Linked DNA regions of Homo sapiens: regions 1 and 2 are each linked to region 3. Evidence: chromatin contacts called from ENCODE Hi-C or POLR2A ChIA-PET data. All regions are on one chromosome and are shown on one strand. Each heading gives the region's core, a stretch centred on a gene start or an enhancer-like site at or near the end of the contact. The rest is flanking DNA. Distances are from core to core; before and after follow the strand shown.

The links. A loop is a pair of places that touch in the nucleus more often than their neighbours do. ChIA-PET counts read pairs that join two places held with the same protein, here RNA polymerase II (POLR2A). Pooled maps may share reads with other maps.
Region 1: a loop to region 3 is called in a map of gastrocnemius medialis, with 8 times the contacts of the local background. The contact joins the promoter of PDE6D here to the promoter of GIGYF2 in region 3. A Hi-C loop is called at or near these places in 2 of 168 maps with a recorded cell type or tissue (CD4-positive, alpha-beta memory T cell and gastrocnemius medialis) and 16 of 50 pooled maps. POLR2A ChIA-PET finds 5 or more read pairs at or near these places in 2 of 52 experiments (A673 and activated naive CD4-positive, alpha-beta T cell).
Region 2: a loop to region 3 is called in a map of CD8-positive, alpha-beta T cell, with 4 times the contacts of the local background. The contact joins the enhancer-like site here to the promoter of GIGYF2 in region 3. A Hi-C loop is called at or near these places in 3 of 168 maps with a recorded cell type or tissue (CD8-positive, alpha-beta T cell and naive thymus-derived CD4-positive, alpha-beta T cell) and 10 of 50 pooled maps.

What each region holds. Positions count from the first base shown.
Region 1 is chr2:231,779,551-231,783,168 of GRCh38, reverse strand. It overlaps PDE6D (phosphodiesterase 6D), which reads left to right and starts at 1,887. Exons shown (of 5, transcript NM_002601.4): 1 at 1,887-2,104. The coding sequence starts at 2,055. It also overlaps a transcript of COPS7B not described here. RefSeq lists enhancers at 1,861-2,090, 2,641-2,720 and silencers at 2,301-2,350, 2,474-2,697.
Region 2 is chr2:233,268,533-233,272,322 of GRCh38, reverse strand. It overlaps ATG16L1 (autophagy related 16 like 1), which reads right to left. Exons shown (of 18, transcript NM_030803.7): 6 at 2,256-2,321. Among named protein-coding and RNA genes, the nearest start is that of ATG16L1, 19 kb to the right of the region's middle. Within about 2 kb of position 1,787, at least 6 of the 41 ENCODE cell types and tissues checked have a DNase peak (open chromatin) inside an H3K27ac peak, as active enhancers do; they include CD8-positive, alpha-beta T cell, where a contact is called at or near this core.
Region 3 is chr2:232,696,038-232,699,725 of GRCh38, reverse strand. GIGYF2 (GRB10 interacting GYF protein 2) reads right to left here and starts at 2,395. Exons shown (of 29, transcript NM_001103146.3): 1 at 2,334-2,395. RefSeq lists enhancers at 1,197-1,891, 1,892-2,588 and silencers at 2,093-2,422, 2,453-2,542.

The sequences.
Region 1 (3,618 bases), core at 638-3,137, 920 kb after region 3:
GTGGTATAAACATACAACAGAATACTATTCAGCAATTAAAAGGCTACACACAACATGGATGAATTTCACAAAAATACTGATAAAGTAAAAAAGCCAGACACATACTGTACATACTGTATTATTATATTTAACTGGAATTCAAGAACAGAGAAAACTGATCTATGGTGATACAGTCAGAAGAGTGATTATCTCAATATGTAAGGATGTAATACTGATTGGGAGGGAGCACTAAGTGTGCTAGAAATGTTCTATATCTTGATTTGGGTAGTGGCGACAGGGGTGTATACCTATGTGAAAATTGTTCCCATACTGTATGTTACACCTCATTAACAAAAAAAAAACTTTTTTAACATGGAAAAAAAATTCAAGTTCAAATGCCACCTTGTCCATTAAAGTTTTGCCAGCTGCAATGAACCTTTTCATCAGGGCCTCCTTAGCATTCTGATGTCATTTCTTTATGCCATTTTATCACACTCCATCTTGAATCTCAGTGGAGTCTCCTTATTTCCCTAAATATATGTTCATCTTCCTGGTGGCAGTGACCATGTCCTTCACCTTTTACCCACTCAGTGCCTGACAAATAACAGGCTGAAAAGATATTTGTTGAATTACATGGAAGAAAAAATTGGGTGAGTTCCCAGATGGGTGAAAGTGGGGACAGGCAGAGGAAGGAAGGCCAAGAGAAGGACAGAGGAGGTTTCCAAGGAAACCGTGGCTCACACTGTAATTTTACCTACTTCCTGAAATCACATTAAATGTCACCTTGAGTGGCAAAAAACAAAACACCAAATCCTACCTAGGCTGAAAATAAATAAATATCACACTCCCTCACTCGCAAGAAATCCACCAAATAAATGCTACCTAATTCTGGGTGTTTCAACAGTGGATAGGAAAACCGTTCAAGGAGAATAATTCACATTGCCATGCTGCTAAAAATATCACCTCCTTAGTGTGGTGCAAAGAGTCCAGACTGCAAGTCAGCCGACTTAGGGCTGAATTCTAACTCTGCCCGAACTTGCTGTGATCTGTGGCCAATCCCTTCGCCTCTCTGGGCCTCAATTTCCTCATACGTAACAACAGGGGATAGATTAGCAAAGTCCCTTTATGTTTTGATATTCTGAGTATACAATCCATAGCTCTCCCGGTGCAAACCAGGAATACAGCAAAAAACCCTGAAATACATGTAAAAGGCGCCTCAGACCAACAAACAAGCACGATTTGAAGAAGTCATTTTGTTCTCTTTCACGGTTTAATCAGTGTTTTTGTTTGTTGTTTGCAGCCTTACCATGATTTGCAGATGTCTGAGTTCCATGTAAACAGAAGTTAACTCTCTGCGGGCTGTCATCTTCTTTTGAGGGTGAGAAGGGTCTTCCCGTTGGGTTTCAAGTCTCGGGATTCCGAAACGACCAACTCAGCGGGCGGGTTTGTGAATTTGCGCACACTGCGCGGCACACTGGAGTCTAAGTTACAGAGGAACCGAGTGCAGGGGATGCTGGGATTTGTAGTCCCCGGGCCTCTTTGTGGTGCGCTGGGATCTGTGGTCCCCCGAGTGCGCCGCTGGAATGCTGGGAAATGTAGTCTCTGTCGCGTCGCACAGTGCAACTCAGCTGCCGTCTCAGACGGCTAGTGTGCTCAGTGGCTGGAGCAGGTCCCTAAAGCCTCTGCAGATCCGAAGCCAACCCTCCGCTGGGACAAACTCTAGGCAACAACACCAGATGAATATTGTGTCCTATGGGACTTCCCGGGGAGGGCCCTTCCCATTGACGTTAACAGTCCCCCTGCGAAGCCGCTGCGCGCTCCTACTGGCTGGTTGAGATGCCAATCGCCAAGGCTGGCTTTCCATTGGTTCCAGGAGGGCACTGCGAGGCTAGGGGGAAGGAGAAGGGATCAGAAGCGGGAGCTGAGGGGAGAGAGAGGCCGGTCCTGGTCTGGCCGCTGCGGCTGCTAGCCCGAGGTCTCCAAGCCGGGCTGCGGCTCCATCCTCGGCTCCTGGGCACCGTCTGCGAGGCTCCGCCGACCAGAGTGAGAAAGCCGCGGGCGGCGACCGCCGCATCATGTCAGCCAAGGACGAGCGGGCCAGGGAGATCCTGAGGGGCTTCAAACTGTATCCGTCCGGGAGCGGGGCGGGGCCGGGAGGACTTGGGAGGCGGCCGCTCACTGAGGAGACTGGCCGGGGGCGGGGGCCGCGCCAGGTGGGCCCCACAGAAGAAGGGCCGCGGGAGGGGAGAGGAAAGGAACAGCGTGCCGAGCACCCGGCGGGACCCGGCGCGAGAGGCGCCCCAAGGGGCGTCCTGAGGGAGGAAGGGGACGTTGACGGGAGCGCCGGGGGGTGGCGGGTGGAGACGGGGGAGCCTGGGGGACGGGGCTGCGAGAGGTGCCGGGCGTCGGAAACGCTGTCGGAGAAGCCGGCTGGGTTCCGATCCCCGGCCGGGACCCAGAGGCCGGGATGGGGCTGCGGCCCGCGGAGAAGGGCTGAGGGGGCGCGGTGGGCTGATCTCGAAGCCTAGAAGCCTCTTTGGCTATAAGCCTACCCGGGGAGCGGGGAACAGTGACTTGGAGCGGGCGACCTTGTGTGGGACAAATACCAGTGCTTTTAAAACTCTCTCAGGTCCCCCACCGCACCGCACCGCACCCCACCCCCGTCTGGTTTCCACAACTTCTCTTCCAAACTTGTGGCTTCTTCCAGGACTGGAGTAGTTGGGGGAGGTGGGGAAAGAGAAGTCCAAGATCGACCTCGTCTTAACACTCTTGGCCTTCTCAGGCATTGGTCACTGCTTCCCCCTCAGCGCCTCAGTTTTCTTTCCAGCAAGATGAGGACCATAGGCTTAGGTGTGGGGTGCCTCGCGCTGGGACTCCTAGCCGAGGTGTCTTTGCTCGCTCCTGTCGGTGCGGTTATGCCTAGCTGTGGTGGAGCTGTCCAGCAATGGTGTGATGTCGCTGGGGCCACGGTAGGATAGAGTGGGGTAGAGAAATCATTGCCTCGGGCCTGTTGTGGTGCCCCTTTTGCATCCTCTCCGTAAGGAAGCTTTGTGTTTTCGTGGAGTGTGTTAGTCTGTCACCATATGATGCAGATGAAAAAATGCAAACTTGGATATTCAAATTTTCCATTCTCCTGCCAACTTTAATCTCTTCATGCATCCTATCTGTAATCTATAGTACGAACGTTCTTAAATTGCTCCCTCAGTGAAAAGGTAGTCACCACTTCAGGGCTCCTCCCTTGGAGGTTTAGTAAAGCACTGTTTTCTTGGTATTCTGTTGCGTTTTCACAATGTCCATGTCACGCTTGCAAATTTAATTGCTTTGCTATAATCAGAAACCAAGTTGGTAATACATTTTAGACCACAGTGCAAAAAGGAAGTTTTGGATGTACAAGTGAGATTTTTCGAATGGAAATTGATCTATGCTTTTTAAAAAAACTAAAGGCTGTATCACCTTTGCATACTACCATCTGTGATAAACTTTCAGTACTTTCATGTTTTGGTTTAGTAGCAGCCTCTTTTATAGCTCCATGTGCCTTTCTGTGTTTCTCTCCATAATGGATCAAATAGGTATATAGGGATGACTGAAGTGCTGGAAAAGCTATGACATGGATTTTATTTTTCCCTCAAATAATTTATA
Region 2 (3,790 bases), core at 538-3,037, 570 kb before region 3:
ACTTCAAATGACATAATCAAGTCATAGGACATGCTCCCTTTGTTGCTGTTTATCCCAGCGGATGCAAAGTACCTCTGGAATCCCCCTTCCTCATTTTTCTGGGCCACGTCTTTCCTACTTGGAGGAGGGCAAGTAATTATTTTGGTCTTAATGACCTCCTACTGAGATGCAACCTTCATGGAGAAGATAATTAAATGTAATAACCCAAGATTTCATCACCTACTGTTTGGATTCATAAGAACTTGACAGAAAGATTTTTCCTTTTCAATAAATAATTATCTGGATTAGGTAAATATATACTTAAGAACCTGTTACTAAGCAAGTTAAACCTGGTCAAAGTAAATTTATTTTCCTTAGCTATTTATTCCAGGACTATGTGTAATTATTGCACCACATTCTTGGCCAGGATGTAGAAGGGAATAAAAGGCAGGTCGAAAGAAAAAGGACAAGGCTGTGCTTTATTTTCTTGATTGGCTTTCCCAGGGATCTAGGTTTGCGAGAGTCACCTGTGCCCATACAAGGAAGAGAGGAGAACTGCAAAGACAGGAACTGCAAATATGAGCTGAGCCTTTGACAATGTCCTGTTGAAAATAGAATTTTATGGTTTTAAGTACTTGCAACTGTGCTTAGGCCCGGGACCACAAGAAAACACTAGCATTTGCTAAGTTATCAAAACCTTTCAAAGATGTATGTCCTCTGACCCAGAAACTCCTTAGGGAAGCATAGAGATTAAGGAGAGGCCTTAGGCCGGGCTCGGTGGCTCATGCCTGTAATTTCAGCACTTTGGGAGGCCAAGGCGGGCAGATCACCTGAAGTCAGGAGTTCGAGACCAGCCTGACCAACATGGAGAAACCCCATCTCTACTAAAAATACAAAATTAGCTGGGCGTGGTGGCGCATGCCTGTAATCCCAGCTACTTGGGAGGCTGAGGCAGGAGAGTCGCTTAAACCTGGGAGGCGGAGGTTGCAGTGAGCTGAGATTGCACCATTGCACTCCAGCCTGGGCCACAAGAGTGAAACTCCATCTCAAAATAAAATAAAATACAAAATAAAATAACAGGCTTTTACAGCCCTGTGTTTGCATCCTACCTCGGCCCCTTCCTGTATGATCTTGGGCAGGATGCTCAACCTGTCTAAATTATCCCAGTCAACCCGGTTATGCAAATGACACTTTTATAAGCTGTTATTCTGAAGAAACCAAATCTCATTTCCAGGTCAACTATTTATTTACTTTGTGGCTTGGGAAAATACAACTGAGATTAATCTTCCACATCTGAGAGTGCAGACACACACGTACCCTACATATCTAAAGCAAAGGCATGATATGGGAACCTTTGTTTCTTTGTAAATTAAGACGTTAGTTGGTGAATGACTCCTAGTTGAATTTAAACCCCTCCACTTACAGGGAAGCAACCAACATTTTAAAAAATAGTGGATCAAAACTCTAAAACTATATTCCAAAACACATTTCAATAGAAAAGAAACATCCTAGAGCGAAGGAAACTCTTTTCTACCACTATGAAAGCTTCAAATCTCAGAGAAGATACCCCACCTTAACTTGTAGGCAGATTAGGAAAAGCTCCAGAACTAGTTTGATTCCTTTTGTTCCAAGAGATCTTAGTTTTCGCTTAAGTTTCCACTTTAAGTTACAAACCAAAGGGAGCAAGGAGGGAAAAAACAAACAAAACAACAACAACAAAAACCCCACCGCATTACATGGCAGGCACAATTAAGAGGCAGAAAACTGATCGTTCAAAGTGTCAACAGGAAACAGTGAGGCAGTAACGGGTACTGAGTGCAGGAAGTTAGAATTCACATTCACAGCTGATGAACACAAACTTTTTGGAAGGTTATTTGGTGATGTTCCAAAAGCTTTGACCCATCAAATTTTATTTTCAATAATCTATCTCAAGTAAGTAATCAGAAATAGGGTCAAAGGCCGTATCAGTACATGATTTGTGAGAAATTAGAAGCCAGCAAAATACAATTAAAATGATATATGGATGTTAGTTCTGAGTGGTGGAAGAACTGTATGTTTTCATTTTCTTCCTTTAACATTTTTCTTTCTAAAATCTGTAAGATGATTTTACAGAAATAAAAACATTAGAAGCTATGATCACACCACTGCACTCCAGCCTGGGCAACAGAGCAAGACCCTGTCTCAAAAAAAACCAAACAAAAAAAAAAATAAAAACAAAACTTTTAAGAGAGCCAAATTTTCAGAAACACAGTTTTGATTCATTTATCTTTACTTACTGTTCGACTGGTAGAGGTTCCTTTGCTGCTTCTGCAAGCTCTTTCTGCAGCCGGGCTTGCCGCCTCCTGTTGGGAAAAAAAAAAAAAAAGCCCACCATTTATGTCTGCTTAAGAAAGCACGGGGTTTGGGCTCTCTAGAAGCCACCAGTTCTAATAACACATTCAGTGCATGTAAAATAACAACTACCCTGAGCAAAATACTCAAAAGTCACAAGCCCAAACTCATAACATCAGTAAGGCTCCCCTTTTAAAGGGTTTCAGAGTAAAGCCTAGAAGAGAGATAGGCCACATTATTAGAGAAAGCAGTGAACTGGCAAAGGAGGAGGCCTGCCTTCTGGGACCAAGGGTATCTTAGGATAGACACATGCCTCAGGCTCACTGAGGGTTAGTCATGGTTGTGACTTAAGTTTTCTGCAGCAAATAGTCTTACACGGGTTGAGCATCCATTACTCGAAATGTTTGGGACTACCAGTGTTTCAGATTTCGAATTTTCTCAGATTTTGAAGTTTTGCATAAACATGATATAAATCTTGAGGACAGGATCCAGGTCTAAATATGAAATTCAGTTGAAATTAATGGTAAATCGGAAATCTGAAGTGCTCCAATGAGTACTTCCTTTGAGTGTCATGTTGGCACTCAAGAAGTTTCAGATTCTGGAGCATTGTGGAGTTTGGGATATGGGATGCTCAACCTGCATTAACACACCCACAGCCTGATTACTAACAGTGAAGATTTACTTAGGACTTCCCCTTACCTGACATTGTTAATTACTTTACAGACTTTAACTCATTTAAGCCTTATAACAACCTTTTGAGGTAAATATCATTATTGCCATTTATAAATGAGGAAACTGAGGTATAGTGAGATTCTTGAAATGTCAAAGTTTACATAACATTAGTAACTTTAATTTACTAAAGCTTGACATAGAAGTCTTGGCTGTGACAAATTTTTAACATGGTCAAAGTCTCATCCACTAACTCCCCTTCTCAGAATCATTTTTGTCTCTCATTCAAGTCCTAAATTCAGAAACTCCCTAACTCCTAACCCTGACCTTACTCTCTCTTCTTTGATAAATTTCACTTCTAACTATGGCTATGCCTGCTAGGTGGAGGACCCCTAATGTAGAACTCTAGCAATGCTACTGAGCTGCAATCAAGAATTCTGCTGAAATTTCTCGTAAGTTTTTACCACGGTGGTAATTCTCAAAATGAAGGAAAGTCCTCTAGGCAGTATAGCAGAATCTTGGGAAGGGATGTGGGTATAGCTTAAAAAGTGCATTACACTCTTGATTTTATACCTGGAAGATGAAAAATAAGTTTTACAGGGCAAATTACCAAAAATACAATTTATCCAAATTGTCTTAGCTGGTAGAGACAACTGTGAACTAACTCTCTTTGAGGAAAAACCAGAATCTCGGTATAAGGTGTGTGAGTACCACTACTCTATGATTAAAGCACTTGTTGACTGTCTGAAATCTACTTTCTATAACTTCAGGTCCCAGTTCTGCAAGGTGGAGATAAAAACTTGACTTAGGG
Region 3 (3,688 bases), core at 1,146-3,645:
ATCATGTGTCTAAATGTGAAAGGAAAATTTCTAATTTCCCTACATTTTCAAATATCCTGAAATCTCCAAAGAGCCTCCTTCTTGTAAAGCAATTGCTTTTGAAAAGTACTTTCAAGCAGTTTATCATCAATCTCATTTTAAAACGTTTACTTTTGAGAAAGATAATTCATTATAATTTCCTGAAATACTGAGCATCCTAAATTTTTCCAAATTAGCGGATGGGGATGGGAGTTAAGGGGGTTGGGGAGGCTGGCTGCTGGCCCAAATTTCCAGAATCTGATTTCCCTTTCCAAGAATCACAAGAGATAAGAAAAAAGAATTCAGGATAGCAAATAATCCATCTCATCTTAGTACCAAACAGTAAGTACACACATCTCCCACCAGTCTCCCACTCACCCTAGCCTCTCAGCCTAGGCTAGCCTCCATGCTTTTCCCAGTCTACTCCTGAATCGCTCCTAAGCTTTTGTCTCCGGGTCTTTGCTCTTGCTGCTCCCTAGCCTAGAGCACTTTTACCCCAGTATAGCTAAAGAAACAGCACCTTCACCTCTGTTGGGTTTTTCCTCCAGTGTTAGCTTCTCCATGAGGCCTTCTCAGGGCACTTAAAATTAACCCCTCCCCAAACCCCTATTATTCTATCTCCCTGACTCATTTTTTTCTTTCACATCGCTTACCACTACATCAAGTATTTTACCTATTTATCTGTCTAGAAATGAATTCCATACAGACAGGAATTGTTTGGTCTGTTTTGCTCCCAGTACTTAACAGTGTAGTAAGTGCTCAACAGGGTATCTGTCAAATAAATGAATGTATGAATGAATAAACAAATGAATGGAAGCACATGGTTCCTTCTCCCTCCCAAACCTCAAGAGTCTCAAATGCTGTCAGGTACCAAAAAGTCATGAAGCCCTCTCCTTTCTGGTGAAGCACTACCATCACCAGTGTATTCCTTGATGTTAAATTTCGAAAGAAACATCATGTGACATTTTTCCAGTTACGTGCCACTTTTAAATACTTTTCTAGTGTCCTCTTCTGTTGTCAACATCTGATGTAAAAGCCAAGTACATATTCCAGTTTGAGCACATCAGAAACTGCTACACCAACTAGTAAAACACGTAAAACCATCAATGAATAAGAGAAAGTATTTGTGTTCTAGGCAAAATGGACAAAATAAGGCCAAAGCTACAAATATTAGAAGGAGCAAAATTAATGTACAGAAAGAATGACAGAATTTTTTTTTCTAATCTAGGAAGTCATTTGATTCTAAAAAGGACATACTATATAAAGAAAGAATACCTTCCCCAGGCACAACATTGGGAATCAAAACTGCCTTAATTCAATGTATGTAGCTCTAGAAAGGAAGCTGTTCACAGCTTCTAGCCCCATACTCAATTTCTTGCAAGTTAAACTGGAATACTTACCTTTCTTACAGAGAGACTACGTGTGTTTAAGTGCTTTGACTTGCAGGAAAACGAAAACAACAAAATAAAAAACACAGTACTAAATAATTAACTGCAAAACAACGTTATTGCTTCCCAAACACGGTCATACGCTCCGCTTCTTTCATGCCCCCATTCCCTGTTCGCTTGATTTATGTTTCAGTCGCAAAACAAGTATTCAGAGTGCTTTTGGAAACTGACACTTAAGGATAATGCCCATTTCAACCTGATGTGAACATTTGGGTCCCCAAGGCTGCCATGGGCTCTAGTTTCCCAGCCTCGGTCCCAAGGTTCCGATCATGGTGGCTGCACCTCGCCTCAGGCCTGGTCCAGACCCAGTACTCTCGCCACGGAAGGAGTCTCCTCCGTCCAGATGCTCTGTGGGGAAGGCAGGAGCGCACCTCCCAGGGACCAGGTGTGGACAGGAGAGCCGGCAGGAGCAGCTGTCTGGCCGCAGCAGCTGTTACCGGGCCACCCCGAGACTGGGCGGGTGTCTGGCGCGGAGAAGCAAGCAGAGGAAGGCGAGCCCTCCAGCTCCGAGCAAGCCGGCCTGACACTGCCCACCCCACAACCCTCCTGCCTTGTTCGGCTCCCCTCGCAATGCCAAGAGGCCCTGGCCTAGGGGCTTCTCGGCTCCTCGCGGCCGTGACGCGCCAGGGCCCTCAGCGCCCCTCGCCCAGGAGGAGGCTCCCTCCGGCCCTGCACCTGACCTGTCCCGTCGCCTGACGGCCCAAGCCGGCCGGAGCGGCCTGTGGGTGTCCATGCGGCCGGGCCAGCTCGGGCAGGAGGAGCAGGGGCGCGAACGCGGACCGGAGACACAGGCGGCCCGGGACGCGGCGGCGGGGCCGGGGCGCGGAGCAGAGCCGGGCAGGGGAGCGACACGGAACGGCTGGTTACCTGCGGTCCGGGACAGGGAGTCTCAGAACCCCAGTCAGTCCTCAGCCTCAACAACACAAGATGGCCGACACGTCGCCACGCACGTCACGTGACCGCGCTCCCGCTCCGCCACGCCCCCTGCTCCGCCCCCGCCCCTTCCCGCTTCCCTCCCCACTCTCCAGTCTCCCACGACATCCTTCCTTTCCGCCACCACCCGCCCCTCTGCCCAGACACGCCCCTGCCCGAGACCCGGATGAAAGGTTGGAAGAGGGCGGGGCCGTGGCAGTGCGCAGGCTCCCGCTGACCCCTTGGCAGCAGCCGGGTACCTGCCCTTGAGTTGAGTGGTGTTGGTGTCCAGGGTTGGGCCCGGACCAGGCACCGTGTGACTCACTGTCCTGTACGCCCAGAGCTCTTTTGCAGTTCAAAAGCCTCTGCATCACTTGCGGGCTGGTTTTCCAAATTAGAACTTTTCCACAGCTTTTAGTCCGGCATTTTTCTTCGCAGTTGCCATCCTAGAGCGAATGGGAAAGCCGCAAAAGCTGAAATTCAAAGCAGTTTCTCTACTTGTTAACAGTTCTGGTAGAACTGGGAATTCATTTCAGAGTGTTGTACTGGGACAGCTGGAAAGGACTTGAGAGCTCTGATTCCTTCCTAGGACATCTGGGGCTATAACCCTTTTACCTAGAGATGAACTATTTTGGAATTGACAGATAAAATACAAGACACCCAGCAATATTTGGGGCACACACTGAAAAATTGTTCGTTGTTTTTCTGAAATTCAAATTTAATTGGGCGTCCTGTGTTTGCTAAATCTAGCAACTCTATCCTTAGGCATCCCATTCTTGCCTGTGTCTCCAACTTCTTCCTTCCTACAGGATCCTTCCTGTCAGCTTTAAAGATTACTTGTGTCTCCCATCTTAAAATGGAATGTTAAAAACTCCAATTCTCATGCCGGGCGCAGTGGCTCACACCTGTAATCTCAGCACTTTGGGAGGCGGAGGTGGGCGGATCACGAGGTCAGGAGATCGAGACCAGACCATCCTGGCTAACACGGTGAAATCCCGTCTCTACTAAAAATACAAAAAAAAATGTAGCCGGGCGTGGTGGCACGCACCTGCAGTCGCAGCTAGTCGGGAGGCTGAGGCAGGAGAATCGCTTGAACTGGGGAGGCAGACGTTGCAGTGAGCCGATATCGCGCCACTGCACTCCAGCCTGGCGACAGAGCAAGACTCCGTCTAAAACAAAAACAAAAACCTCCAATTCTCGGCCGGGCAGTGGCTCACGCCTGTAATCCCAGCACTTTGGGAGGCCGAGGCGGCGGATCACCTGAGGTTGGGAGTTTGAGACCAGCCTGACCAACATGGAGAAACCCCGTC